2 separate regions of the Homo sapiens genome follow, and region 1 is linked to region 2. A link is an interaction called in ENCODE POLR2A ChIA-PET data of the cell type or tissue named here. Cell type or tissue: GM12878. All regions are shown on one strand. Links, peaks and the distances in the headings refer to the core of each region. The heading gives the core; the rest is flanking DNA.

The links. Peaks named below come from ENCODE experiments on the same cell type or tissue, not always from the same donor. Only the 100,000 strongest peaks of a DNase experiment are listed, where the experiment ranks them.
Region 1: POLR2A ChIA-PET joins it to region 2 with 10 read pairs; 3 of 35 experiments call an interaction of 5 or more read pairs at or near these places.

Annotation. Positions count from the first base shown.
Region 1 is chr6:156,787,371-156,795,700 of GRCh38, forward strand. The region is part of intron 1 of ARID1B (AT-rich interaction domain 1B); the gene reads left to right. Among named protein-coding and RNA genes, the nearest start is that of MIR4466, 12 kb to the left of the region's middle. In GM12878, for the core only: no CTCF peak of the experiment used is centred there; a DNase peak (open chromatin) is centred at 4,061; H3K4me3 peaks cover 1,444 bases; H3K27ac peaks cover 536 bases.
Region 2 is chr6:155,306,783-155,313,119 of GRCh38, forward strand. It overlaps TFB1M (transcription factor B1, mitochondrial), which reads right to left. Exons shown (of 7, transcript NM_016020.4): 2 at 4,406-4,557. Among named protein-coding and RNA genes, the nearest start is that of TFB1M, 4.5 kb to the right of the region's middle. In GM12878, for the core only: no CTCF peak of the experiment used is centred there; no DNase peak of the experiment used is centred there.

The DNA of each region.
Region 1 (8,330 bases), core at 1,597-6,596, 1.5 Mb after region 2:
TAGTGGAGGCAGTTCCAGAATTCTTAGTATCTACTGTTTCTTTTTGTGATGAGCATCTTAGAAGTTAAACCACTCACCATATTTCATAGCCTTATATTGAAATGATTGTTAATTCTAAAATTCATTTAGAAGCTGGCGTCTAATTTGTGAAATCTTGAGAACCACCTTTTAAGATTCAGTGACCATATATCAAGCTACACACCCATTTTAATGCCCTTTAAATTTTCTGTTACCACTGGTATATTTTATAATAAATTCACTCTAACTAATGAATTATAAATGACCTTGGAAATAGGAATGTGGAACATTGCTACTGCTGAGCAAGTATCTTTCTGAAGAAGCAGACATAATTCCGAGGGGACTGGCATGTTTGCTGTGTATTAGTTTATTTTGGTGATTCTGAGGATTTGTGAGCGAATAAGCTTCTATGATGAGGCATCCTGACACAATGGTAAGATCATGGGCTTGGAGCTGGTCAGACCTTAGCTCATTTGGAGGCCTCAGCACCCATTTTCTCTGCACTCCAGCAGGGGGTCAGTTTCCTTACCTGGAATGTTGGCTGCTGGGCAGGGTTGTTGAAAACCTTCACTGAGGTCATGGATGTCTATCTGTGGCATCTGTATGTGGCCCCTCTCTTCTCTGCCTACCTGCCTTCCCATGTGGGGCTTGTTTTCTCATTCTCTGCCTGGTCCTGCTGTACTTCGGGGTGTGGCTGACTCAGGACAAGCCCTTGCTGGCATCAATTAGGTGATGCTCAGCCCCTCCCAGCTCCAAAAATCTGTGCTGCTTTGAATTTTTAAACAAATAGTGCCTAATCAGCTATGCACCGCTGAACAGCTTATTAAACCACACTAGATCCCAGACATATTCTGTGAATATAAACTGAGACCTGTGCAAATACATAGATTTTTGCATTCCACTGTAGTTTCCCTTACAGAATGTGGTTTTGTACTGATTGGGACTCTTGCTCAGCAGTTGTATAAATTGGTTTTGGTTTACCCACAGAGCCTACGGCTGATGCCATTGGCCCCAAGCTGCTACCCCATTCAATATCCCATCCCTAATATTAATTAGTGGTCTCTTCTCTGGCCAACAATCATTCCTCTGTTATACTTCCTAAACCTTCCCACTTTGATGATCTGCAAAAAATGACTGGCTTTTTAGGAGAATTACTTTTTGCAAAGGAACGAAGTTGCAAAAATTTAAAAGTAGGCTTCTTGGAGATTTTGGGTGCTAGACTTTGGTCTCTCATTAGCTAAGTAACTTGCTTCTGTGTTTGCTTCATCTTCACTGAATATATGATTTAGACTTGATCCTTAGCAAAATTATAATTTACTATGCATGGAGGGTTAGGGCTGCTCTTAAATAGTCAAAACAGGAATGTCAAATCTAAGAGTACCGGGGTCCTCCCTCAAATATATAAAGAGCAATTTTTTTTAAATGCTGAGATTTATAAAACTATCAGGGACAAAATGTAATTCTATTATGAACAAATACTTACTGAGCACCACTTGGTGCTTAAGATACACAGAGTAAAGATGACATATGATCCTTAATTTTCCCAGGTGTATTATCATAGACTCCTGGTGTTTTACAAAGTGGAAATTAAAGTGAATGGCTACAGTTTTCTTCTGTAGTTCTTATGCAAAAAGACTATATTCCTCAAAGTGCACCATCTAAGAAGTATTTATGGAGTAAATGATGTATCCAAGCTGAAACTTTCCTAACGAATGTATTATTCATTTCCAATATCAGTTGCAAGGAAATCCGTTTGGTCAGTATTTGCTATTCTATGTGGAAGGTCAGTGTACTTGGAGATTGTTCTTTGGTGCTGTGACGTTGATGAGAAAGTGATCCTAATTTGGATTTTGTATTGGGTGTCATTCATATGGTGATTTTTCTGCTAAAGAAAAGCCTTCACATCAGTAACATGAAGGATTTAATACTCAGTTCATTTACTTCACTGTATTGAACTGTGTGCGTCAGGGCTTTGGAACTATAGATTCGTGTCATCACAGCAATAATGTGGGCAGAAGGCACATGTTTGTGAAGAGCTCACTGTGTGCCAGGCATCATGCTGGGTGATGGGATTCTTTGGTGACCTCCACAAATGGACAATGCAGGAATTAAGGACAAGTAAACATGCTACACAGTAAGGTGTAAAGGATTTTGTGAAAGAAGTTTTGATGTTAGAGGGTCACTTTATATAGATTAGGTTGGGGTGGAGTTGAGGCAGGAAGGCTCCTACAGCAAAGGAGGTCTGATGAGCTAAGACTTGGTTAATGAGAAACAAACAGTGAAGGTAAAGAGGCATGGGGCTTGGGGCAAGGGCTAGAGCCAAAAGCTGGCAGGTTAGAGAGCACTGGAAGATTATGCATTTACTAGCTGTGTGACCTCAGGCAAGTCACTTCGCTTCTCTGTGCTGTGTGGTTTCCTCATTTGTCAAAGAATGGGAAAGGATACTTAACTCATGGAATTTTCATGAGGACTAAACTTTATAAGAAACGTGTATGCTGCTTGGCAATGAAAAGGACCTTTTAATAGAGTAACAAAGGATTGTATTTTCTCATGAATAAGGAATTAAAATGAGTTAGAGGCAATTCTCTATTAGTTAATTTAACAAGTTACTTAGCAGCCTATCGGTCTTTCAGAGCAAATAGGTTTATATTTGAAGCTTAGTTCTAATCCATACCATGGCAGTTTTCAAATTTCCTGATATGTTTTTACCTTGTCCAGTGTTAGGAAAAGTAAGTTATTGAGCAATTCTAAAATGTTTACTGTAGTTTGCCTGTTTTTTAAGCAGTCATATTTTTAACTGGTGAGGAAATAAATTCAGAAGATTTATAATTGAAGAATTTAATTTTCCTACCATCAGTAAACATTTAGTGACGTTGGTGTAGGGGCACTGTACCACAGAAGTAGATATCCAGAAAATATTTGTAAATTGTTAAACATTGTATTAATTGTTGAGCATAGAGTGATGTCCTTAGATTACTGAGTAAACAGTGGTGATTAAATTAATTAAGATAGTTTGTGGGGTGTTTAAATTTTACTTAGTATTCCATTTAATTAGAAATACAGACAATAACTCTGGCCTCATAAGCAATCTGAATTTTGAGTTGAAGGAAATGGGTGTCTGGCAGACAATTTCCAAATTGGTAAAATGGATCTTTTGCTTCTACTTTATTTTCTTCATGTATTAAACAAGTATTTATTATTGTTGACTGTTGGAAAATTTTAAAAATTACAGTCATACTTTTTATGACTTTGCTGGGTGTGGAAATCATCCCTTTCCCCCCATCTTAGTGCCAACTGCCTTTAACCTGAATTGGCTGATGCAGAACGCATTTCAGGAAGGCGCCATGCATACAGGAGGCAGAGACATGCCCTCTGCAATCCTGACTTTTCCTCTTTCACCCATGTCTATTGTATATGGCAAGACTCTGTCCTTCCTCCTCCACTCTGATATTGGTCGGAGACACAAGCACTTAGAAGCACCAGTGTTTTATTCTACAATTAATTACTGAAGAGGGAAATTGAAAGGTAAGCAGTTTTGTGTTTTATCTTTTATTATGCATTAAGTTTCTGTAATTTTCCATATTGCTATATTATTAGTGAGAAAGAGAAGAATAGAGAAAGATGGAGAAGATGAATTTTATTTAAGACAGTTATATTTGGATAACTTAAAAGAATATGCTTTTTTAGTCTAAATACCCTTTCCCAGTCTAAGTAGTTTCATGCTTCATGGAAAAACTAATGCAAAGAAGTTGTAATCAGCTGTTAAGATATTTGAGCCAGCTGGCTGTCAATATGTTGAAGTTTTATTCTTGGTGCATCCACAAATTCCATATAAATGTATTTTATGAAGAGGAAGGTGTACTAGCATGGCTAAACTGGTAAAGCTGAAATCTGGATTTGATTTGCATATGTGGTATTTTTCAGGGACTCTCAAACTTTCACACATGAAATAAACGAGGTAATGTGTATGGCATCACATGATCAAAATATTTTTCCCCTTGCTGCTGCCAGAGCTATCTATTGCTTTTCAACAGTCTCACTTGTTGGGCATCATGCCAAGATGTTTAAGACAACCCCTTACGTGAGCTGTTCCATTCTTAACCTCTTTGACTGAAGTGCCGTGACCTTCACATATGTAGATTAGCCATGTGCTCTGTGAATTGAAACTTGCTGCCTCAGGAAGAAAAGGGTTTTTCTTTTTATTCCACTGGGAATTTGACGGCCATTCATCCCTGACCTGGGCAGAGGTAATGCAAGGAAATTGGATTCAAACGGAACACGGACAGATAACACAGGGAGGCAGTCAGCGTGTACAGGCAGGCAAGCTTTCTACCTGGTCCAGGGTGAAAATACCCACCGTCTGTTCACAATGTGCTGATGTGCAGGATCCGAAGAGCAACTGACAGATGGAGATAGAGAGATAAATGTAGGAATTCTGGAACCGTGTCCTTTTAAAAAAGGACATTGTTATTATGGGCATTGCTAATTCGTTTTGACTCTCCTCTTTCTCTTCCTTTCCAAACTATATTTTTGAAATCTTTGAATTTTTGTTTATTTCCTAATGCTAGGAATTAAATACTTTTGACATAGTGGACAATTTAGATGAGTCTTTCAAAAGCAGAAATCTTTAAAAAAAAGGAGAGATGAATGTATGACCTGTATCTGGAATTTTGAAATGAATTGATACTTAGAACTTTACTCATATGAGAGTTATTAGCTTTGTAATAGCTGAGTATTTTTATTATAGCACTGTTATTTATGGCTCTTCTAAGTCTTTCTCTAAACCTACATTTCTTTATTTGAGAGGCAAGAATGAGAAGCAGCATATCCATAAGAGTTTTGCCAATCACTCCTGACTAGAATGACAAGCTGATTTCATGTTTCCCCAAGTATCAGTCCTATGCAGCCCCCCCTTTTTAAAAAACCATGCAAGGCCGGACCCAGTGGTTCAACACCTGTAATCCTAGCTCTTTGGGAAGCTGAGGTAGGAGAAGTGCTTGAGGCCAGGAGTCCAAGACCAGCCTGGGCAACATAGTGAGACTCATCATAGTGTAATGATGAATAAAAGTAATTAATAGCACATTTTTGGATTTTTATTAGACAAAGCTAGTTTTAAAGAACATTTATCTTTGCCTTGTTAATAAACATACTTGCAGTTAGTGTAAAATTCAGTATAAATAATAGTCATGGTGCTTGAGTAGGCTGATAGGACGAGATGCATAAGGAAGGTTGTCGTTATAAGAATAATGGGTCTGAAGTGGTACTCCAGCTAGTGTCTTAGCAAAAGGAGGGGTGCTTAGGGCAGTCTGAAATTTATGAGTGCTTTTGTATAGCTTTCAAAGCTGAGCTTTTCCTGTGTACATTAGGGTTTATGAAATATCGTGGGTCAGAGCATCCGTTACAGGCGCTGTGGGAGCTGTCATAGATACCTGGCTCTTTCCGTGGGTGTAAAATAGGTTTAGTCCTTAGGATGTCTGTGTAGGGAATGTGCTTAATGGATACGATAGACTATGGGGGAAGCAGAATTATCCTTTTATCCGAGGATGACTTGTTTCTTTTTAAATGAGGACAATGAAAAAAAAATTGGGGGAAGTATCTTATCACAGTCTTGTAGAATGTGGGGGCTTTCGTGGACTGCAGTTCGCATGGCAGGCATAAGGAGCGCTAATCCAGTGATGACAGCATCTTTATGCCTACCTGGGAAGATGCAGCAGCCAGCACAGCCCTAATATCAGATTAATACCGGGGTGGGGGCATGAGGCATGGCTGGCACCTGAGAAGGCAAAAGGGAATTCTGTGATTGGAGAAGAAGCAAGGCAGGTGTGTCATTAAGGTCAGGATGGCCAAGTGGAGAGTGGTCCTCCTGGTGCACACAGTGAAGGAGAGCAGCCAGCTGGGTGCAGAGGAGGCAGCAGAAATGTCAGGGTGTCCGTGAGTCAGCAGCTGAGCATTGTGGGATTTTTTTTCCTTTTCTTTGAGACAGGGTCTTACTCTGTTGCCCAGGCTAGTGGGCAGCGGTGAGGTCATGGCTCGACTTTCTGGGCTTAAGCAATCCTCCCAGCTCAGCCTCGTGAGTATCTGGGCCTACAGGCACATGCCACCATGCCTGCCTACTTTTCAAAATTTTTGCAGAGATGGGGTCTCACTGTGTTGCCCGGGCTGGTCTTGGACTCCTGGCCTCAAGCAGTTCTCCTGCCTCAGCTTCCCGAAGAGCTAGGATTATAGGTGTTGAACCACTGGGCCCGGCCTTGCATGGTTTTTCAAAAAGGGTGGGCTGCATAGGACTGATACTTGGGGAAACATGAAATCAGCCTGTCGTTCTAGTCAGGAGTGACTGGCAAAACTCTTATGGATATGCTGCTTCTCATTCTTGCCTCTCAAATAAAGAAATGGAGGTTTAGAGAAAGACTTAGAAGAGCCATAAATAACAGTGCTATAATAAAAAGCAATAGTAATAGTAATAATGACTACCATTAATGCACTCCTAGTATGTGTGCCAAGGCACATTGCACGTATTATCTGCAATCCTTTCAACAGTCTTGCAAAAGCATCATCATTATCTCTATTTTATAGACAAGGAAACTGGTAGAATTTAGAAATTTGTTCAATACCCTGGTTTTTCTGGTGCTAAAGCCTACATTCTTTCCACTAAACTAGTGGTTTTCAAACCCAGTTGTGCTTCAGAATCACCTAGGGAAGTAACCCCTGCCCCCAGGAACTCAGATGCCATCAGGCTCTGGAGTGGCCTGGAAGCCCACCTTTCTGTCTGTCAGTAGGGCCACTGAAGAGCAAGTGGTAACATTTAAAAAAAAAGACTTCTTTTTTGTTATTGCTAAGACATGTAAAATTGCATTCTTTTTTTTTTCTTTTCTTTTTTTGGAGACAGAGTCTTGCTCTGTCGCTCAGCCTAGAGTGCTGTGGCATGATCATAGCTCACTGCAACCTTGAATTCCTGGGCCCAAGCAATCCTCCCACCGCAGCCTCCTGAGTAGCTGGGACCACAGGCGCATGCTACAATGCCCAGCTAATTTTTAAATTCTTTGTAGAGATGGGGGTCTTGCTGTGTTGCCCAGGCTGGTCTCTTTACATTCTGGGCGGCTCAAGCAATCCTCCTGCCTTGGCCTGGGAGGCCTGGGAGTCTGGGCGTAGTCATTCACATGAACCATGGAGCCTGGCACATTCTTTTTTTTTTTTTTTTTTTTTTTTTTGAGACAATTTCACATCATCACCCAGGCTGGAGTGCAGTGGTGCGATCTTGGTTCACTGATGGCAACCTCTCTCTCCTGGGCTCAAGTGACTCCCACCTCAGCCTCCCAAGTAGCTGGAGTTAAGGCACGCACCACCACACCTGGCTAATTTTTGTTATTTTTTTGTAGAGACGGGGGTTTTGCCATGTTGCCCAGGCTGGTCTTGAATTCCTGAGCTCAAGTGATCCACTCACCTTGGTCTCCCAAAGTCTGGGATTACAGGCGTGAAGCCCTTCTGCACCTGGCCCACATTCTTATAATTCAGGAGCTTTTAGTGTATTTTGGCTCTGTAGTCATTATCAGACATAGAAGAGGCAAGAATTTGGGCTACAAGGGCTGGAGGGTGGCATTGGGATTTTCTGATCACATCACCAGACATTAATTTACATTTGTTCTTCAGGGAAACTCCCTACCATTATCTGGGTCGTTGCTCCCTACCACCGTCTGGGTCATTGCATAGTTACCCAGGGTGGCCGTGAACTAGTCAGCAGCCATTTAGAGGAAAGCCTGCTTGGCTTGGCTGGTTCAGGAGGCGGAGGCTGCTGCAGGGCCTGGGAAGGAGTAAGGCAGCACACGGTGGCTGTTAGGTCATTTGTGTTGGATGAAAGAGAGTTGGTGCACAGACTGGACGGTGTCTCAGATTCGCTGGGGTTTACGAGTCCAGAAATCCATGAGTCCGAGGAAGTGGGAAGAGAGAATAAGGGAAGGGAGGCCGGAAGGTAGGAGAGAAGGGGAAATCCAGGCAGCCGGATGAGAGATAATTTTAGAGTAAGAAACCAACAAAATATAATATTCATTATGTACCCAGATTGAAGTACTATGGTGCTAAAAGTTGTCAACCAAACACCAAAATTAGCATATCTAAAAATCATCAAGACGGTAATGCATAGTTAAAAGAACAGATGTAAGGCAGAAAACTCCTCCAGTTCTTCAGTGAGGTTATTTCATGACATAGAGTCTTGATTATTTCTGTCTTTGTAGCCACACGGTCATTTTGGAGCCAGATTCAGTGGTGTTAGGAGGTTGTGGAAAGCACTCAGCGGACACCTTCTTTCCCTCCCTCCC
Region 2 (6,337 bases), core at 1-5,000:
ATTTTCTTGATTGTGATAATGGTTTCATGCAATCACATATATGTCAAAACTCAGTTAACTGGACGCGGTGGCTCTTGCCTGTAATCCCAGCATCTTGGGAGACTGAGGTGGGCAGATTGCTTAAGCCCGGGAGTTTGAGACCACCATGTAGAAATGGTGAAATCCCATTTCTACAAAAAAATACAAAACTCAGCCAGGCATGGTGGTGTGCACCTGTAGTTCCACCTACTCAAGAGGCTGAAGTGGGAGGATTGCTTGAGCCCAGGAGGTCAAGGCTGCAGTGAGCTGTTGAGTTGTGCTTGTGTCACTGCACTCCAGCCTGGGTGACAGAGTGAGACCATGTCTCAAACACATACACACACACACACACACACACACACACACATATACACACAGACAAATCCTCAGTAATTTGTACACTTTAAGTATGTGCAGTTTACTGAGCATCAACTGTATCTCAACAAAGCTGTAAAACAAAGTGTATTAGCTCGTTTTCATGCTGCTGCTCATAAAGACATTCCCGAGACTGGGCAATTTACAAAAGAGGTTTAGACTCACAGTTCCACATGGCTGGGGGAGGCCTCACAATCATGACGGAAGGCAAGTAGGAGCAAGTCACATCCTACGTGGATGGCAACAGGCAAAGAGAGAGCTTGTGCAGGTAAACTCCCATTTTTAAAACCATCAGATCTTGTGAGACCCATCCACTATCATGAGAACAGCACAGGAAAGACCCACCCCCATGATTCAATCATCTCCCACTGAGTCCCTCCCACAACACATGGGAATTACGGGAGCTACAAGAGGAGATTTGGGTGAGGACACAGAGCCAAACCATATCACAAAGTATTTACTGTGATAAACTCTCCATAAATATTAGCTATTATTATTTTTAATATATGAAGCCTTTAAAACAGTGCTGTGCAATTGCAATCTTTTGGCTTCCCTCGGCCACACTGGAAGAAGAACTGTCCTGGGCCACACATAAAATACACTAACGATAGCAGATGAGCTTAAAAAAAATGCAAAACAAATTTCATAATGTTTTAAGAAAGTTTAAGAATTTGTGTTGGGCCGCAGGCAGCCCGTGGGCCGTGTGTTGCACAGGTTTGCTCTAAAATAAACAGAAAAAAAAAAAAAATGAGAGGAAATCTGTACTACTTCTCTGAAAGGGTACGAGTGATTTACGAATTTATCTCCAGTTCACAAATGGAGAAGAACCTATCAAAGCTTCAAATTCCCTGAGATGTCAGGAAATCTAAGTTATTTCCAGTTCAGAAAGAGGAAAAACCTATCAAGGCCTCAAGCTCCTTGAGATTCAGGAAATCTCCTCACTCCTCTCCACAGCACAGAGAATCCAGTCAGTCATAAAAATGTAACAAGAAACAACGAAAAACTTAAAAACCTAGAAATGCACAATCAGAATGTGACAACATCAAGAAAAGAAACCCTAGGTGTCCAATGCAAGTTTGATGAGTTGGAAAACACCCCAATGTTTCCATAGCACTGGAGAATTTTCTAGTGCTCCAATGGAATAACACGACTTCCTCCTATACCTCTTTCCAGATCAGCAGTCTCCTGATCAGTCATTAATCACCAGAGGTAATCAAGGCATGGGGATAATAATTTAACTGATTACTTATAACTAAGATATTATTCAGTGCTTTCTAAGTATCAGGCATACACTGAATCCTCATATGAGTCCTAAGAGCAAACTGAGGCACAGAGGACAAAATTACCTACCCAAAGTCACCCAACTAGTAGTAGAATCTGAAGTTAAACCCAGGCAGTCTGATGCTGAAGTCTGCGTCTTTACCACAAAACTATACTATACTAAACATACTAGACATGTTTTTCTTACCTTTATAACATGCTGAGCATGAATCCTGTATGTTAGCACCAGTTTTTCTTTCCCCTAAACTGCCTCATGAAAATACTGTAGGAATTGAATTAAGCTACAAATGACAGGCTTTCAGCTAGAAGGTATTTTATAAATTATTACAATTTCTTTAAAAAGTAATTCTATTAGCTTAGAAATCACTAAAATGGTATCCTTAAAATAGATCACCTTCTTTCTGCTTTTACTCAGTTTTATGATTAATTTAGTACCTCTAAAACAAAGTAGTTTTACATATTGAAACATTCCTCACTGGGGAAAAAAAGGCCTATTTGATATTTTAGTACCCAACATTTCTTTTTAAGGCAAATTCCTTTCCTGCATATAAGATACTAAGAATTAATTTTGTTTCTACTAAAAACAAATGAGAAGTCAAATATACATTTCCTCTAGAGTAATTTAACTTGAAATCAGCCTTCACATTTAGAAAAAAGAGCATAAAACTTTTTCATTATCAATGCTACACAAATATTTACTTTCACTATTTAATGATACATTTAATTAATATGAGAGATACATATACATTTGTGTATATATATACACAGATGCAGAAATAGTGGTCAACTTTTTTGTTTCTCATGTGAGACATTTACTGAACACCTGCTATGTGCTAGGCACTGTTACGTGAGATAGAGGTACAGCAGGGAACAAAACAGACACACATTTCTACCCTCATGGTACTTACATTCCAGACAGGTGAGTCAATTAACAAACAAATGGGAAGAACATATATACAGTATGTCAGATGATGATAAATCGAATGAGATAAAACAAGGCTGGAATTAGGAACGCAGTGACTTATGGGTTTGGGGGAAACTGAGAAGAGAAGGGTGGCAGTCGCTCTTTTCAACAATCTGCCTTCAAAGATCTTTTGTTCATATCAAAGAGGGGAATATGTGGGAATGAATGGAAATCTGGTTCACCCCCTGGCCTAATAAGAAAGAATAAACCCAACGAATGGTGAGATATGAGGGACAAGAAGTCTTTTTAAGAGCAAAAAAGTCAGGTGAGTATTCCCTATGTCCAAAAAGGGCTACACGAATAAGCCCGAAGGGGATTATACAGTTATTTAGTTTCTTTTTATAATCTCATGATCTCACCAAAAATAATAATATTCCCACGTCCACCTCCAACTTATATATAATTCTTAAAATAAGAACACAGTTCAAAACAAAAATCACTATTAAATTCCACATTTGATCAAGGAATATGTGCCATGTGACTATCTCAACATAAAGTTTAGTATCTGAAACCAATTCTGTTAGTATAGACTGGTAAAACTAGATAAAAGGAAATATTATGTAATTTTTTAAAGCATAAAAACTAGATAAAGCAAGATTAGGGAAAAACTGCTAGGTTTCTTAAAAAAATCAGATACATGCACACAAAGTTCTAGGTTTTCAAAAACAACTTCTCAAACCGTTCTGACAGAAATTAACATTTTTCCATTAATATATATACAAGTTAGTATGAGAATATACTCGTTTAAAATCAATTTGTCCTTTTGTATGGAAGTAATAACGTAGATAACTACATTATTCTATTATAGTCACATGATAAATTGCTTCTCATCTGAGCCAAAGGTTCAGGACTCTTTTAAAATTTTAGAATTATGGAGGAATCAAAGGCCTTTAAGACATTAAGTGTTCCCCTATGAGGAAATCCCTTTACAAGATCCCTGATACAATCTATTTCACTGTTTGCCAGCGTTTTAAAAAAAGTAAGTTCCTCCTTATTTCAAATCCTCAATCCTGCCTCCCTCAATTTCCATCTATTTGTTTTAGCTCTTTCTTAGAAAAGATCAAAACAAGCTTATCCTATGTACCCCCAACCTTGGATGTGCTGCTATATACACTCTTACCCAGGGCCTCTTTTCTCCAGTTGAAACATGCCCAGTTCCTTCAACTCTCATTTCTTATACAATAACAGTGCCTGTATTTTAAAGATGCATGTATCATTTCATTTAAACCTCATCCTAAATCTATAAAAGTACAACTTCCTTCCTTCACTTAAAAAATTTACCTTATAAAAGAATGCTTAAGCTTCATAATTAGTCTCTCATGATGACAAACGTGCATATGTCTTACTCATCTTTTGTTTGTGGAAATGCTTTTTGAACCTAAATGAAGTTCTCAAAAGTCATACCAATGAGTCATTACTGGCCATTATTTATTTTTATTTATTTTTGAAGGAATGGGCCACGACATGCATAGCTATTAGCAGACTTAAAAAAAAAAATCACACAAAACAATTAATTTGTTTAGCATAAATGCTTAAAGCAGGTTTTTTTCAAGGTGTAGTCAATAGACCCTCTGAGAGTGCTTGTTAAAAATGGAGATTTCCAGATTTCTCCAGACTATGGAATCAAAATCTCTGGAATGGGGCCTTGGGGATCTATAGTTGAGGAAAAACCTACATAATCTTTGGATACCTTGGGGTTTAAGCATCATGGCATAAAGATTTAAATTCAGCTTTTGCCTCCTAAAGCAGACACTTTAAGCATCTCACCTGTAATCCAGGAATAAATCGAGTGTCCTTTTCAACCACCAGAAGTTCAGCGACGTCGGCATTAAGAATAGATCTTGTGATTCCCCCTGGCCCAGGGCCCACTTCGTAAACATAAGCATTTGTCAGATTGCCAGCTTTCCTTACAATCTTATCTAGAGGAAAAAGAGTTTTAGTTATCTCAATTAACTTGGCAAATTTCAACGTATGAAATTTAGAGAGAAAAATCTTCTATAAAAATTCAGCCATTACCCAATCAATTGATCCTTTATGTATAATATTTATTTGACTATTTAACTCTCTACCTAAATTAACATGAAGTGGCAATCGAATATGCTACCACATCACCATTGAACTGTACCAGTCCCTTAACACACACAGGATTATCATGACAAAGTTTCTTAGCTTAAATTTAGCTAATATTGTAGTTTCCATCTGTCCCATGCAAATTCCTTTCAAACTGATTTGAAACCAACCGACTCCTAAGAACAGACTGGATAAGAATGCAGCACTTTTCTATAGTTATTGAACATTGAATATCTGAATAAGCAATACTAGTTTCACATTCAGAATCTTCAGTATTGCTAGTGAAATCCAAAAGCAAAAAGTGCTGAAGTCTTATTTTTATCTAGAGACATCTTGGTGGTGGTCACTATGGCAATGGCAATAAGTTCTTAGATCGTAAGATTTTCAGAAATTTGAATTCTTAGTCATTTTCAGGAAAAAGTTAAATTGAGCAGTTGAGGGTTTTTAAAGCTTTGCACACATGCATGTTAATACAGAAAAATTAATTTTTTAATTAATCAAATTCAAGTTAGCAGCCCTTAAGACATCATAAAAAGGTAGAGTACTGACTCTGTGCAACCAGTCATCACATCTGGAAAAACATGCAATGGGCTGGTCTTAGTGATTCTGAGATATGGAAATCCAAGGAACTGGTCTTCCTAGGATAGTGGAAATTTAGTCACTAAAAACATACCAGCACTTCTTGTAGGTGTTCACAGTCCTATTTTTGCTTGTTTTCAACAACATAACTTTGTCAGCTAAAATGCGGAAACTAGTTTCTCAGCCATCCAAAAATGGTTTAGTCTTTTAACAGGGAGGGAATTAGCATCCACTGACCATCTTATCTATTATGATGGATTTACACACATTCTCACCTAATCCTTACATGTTAACCAAGGACTCCTATCCCAATTTCATTTCTCTTAACTTTTCAGTTTCCTTGTCTATTGTTTTATTTGTACAAGGTCATGGACTTCAACATAGGTATAAATCCTAAAGCCAATGCCTCTCAGAGGGAACAGGAATGATACATTATGGAATAAATTTAATACTCTCCTTCTTTAAAATGGAGAGCTACAACAGTAGGCAGGTCTCTGCTCTCAAACTTTTCAGGCACATTGAAATACAAATGAATATTAAAGAAGCGCTATCAAATCAATGAGCTTGGATTTCAATCTTGCTCTCTTCTGCCTGAGCTTCTAACCTCAGCTAAGTACCCTCATCTCCGTTAACTCTGGTTCCCATAGAAAGAGTGGATAATATCTAGAATTTGAAACTTACTCCTGAAGATAAAGGCTCATGAGAAAATGTATTTGAAGGATTTTAAAAAATACACAGACCTATAACTTCTGCCCTGAGAATGGTGATTTATATTTAGAATGTGGCTAATAACAAGCAGAAAAGGCTGGTACTAGCTATTACTAGAACCAAAGAATTTTAGAGTGGGCAATCTTTTAAAGTAGTAGGCCCTTCTTCCAATTAAAAGATGAGGAAACTACTGGACATGGTGGCTCACACCTGTAATCCCAACACTTTGGAAGGCCGAGGCGAGTGGATCACTTGAGATCAGGAGTTTGAGACCAGCCTGAGCAACATAGTGAAACCCTGTCTTTACTAAAAACACAAAATTAGCTAGGCACGGTGGCTCAC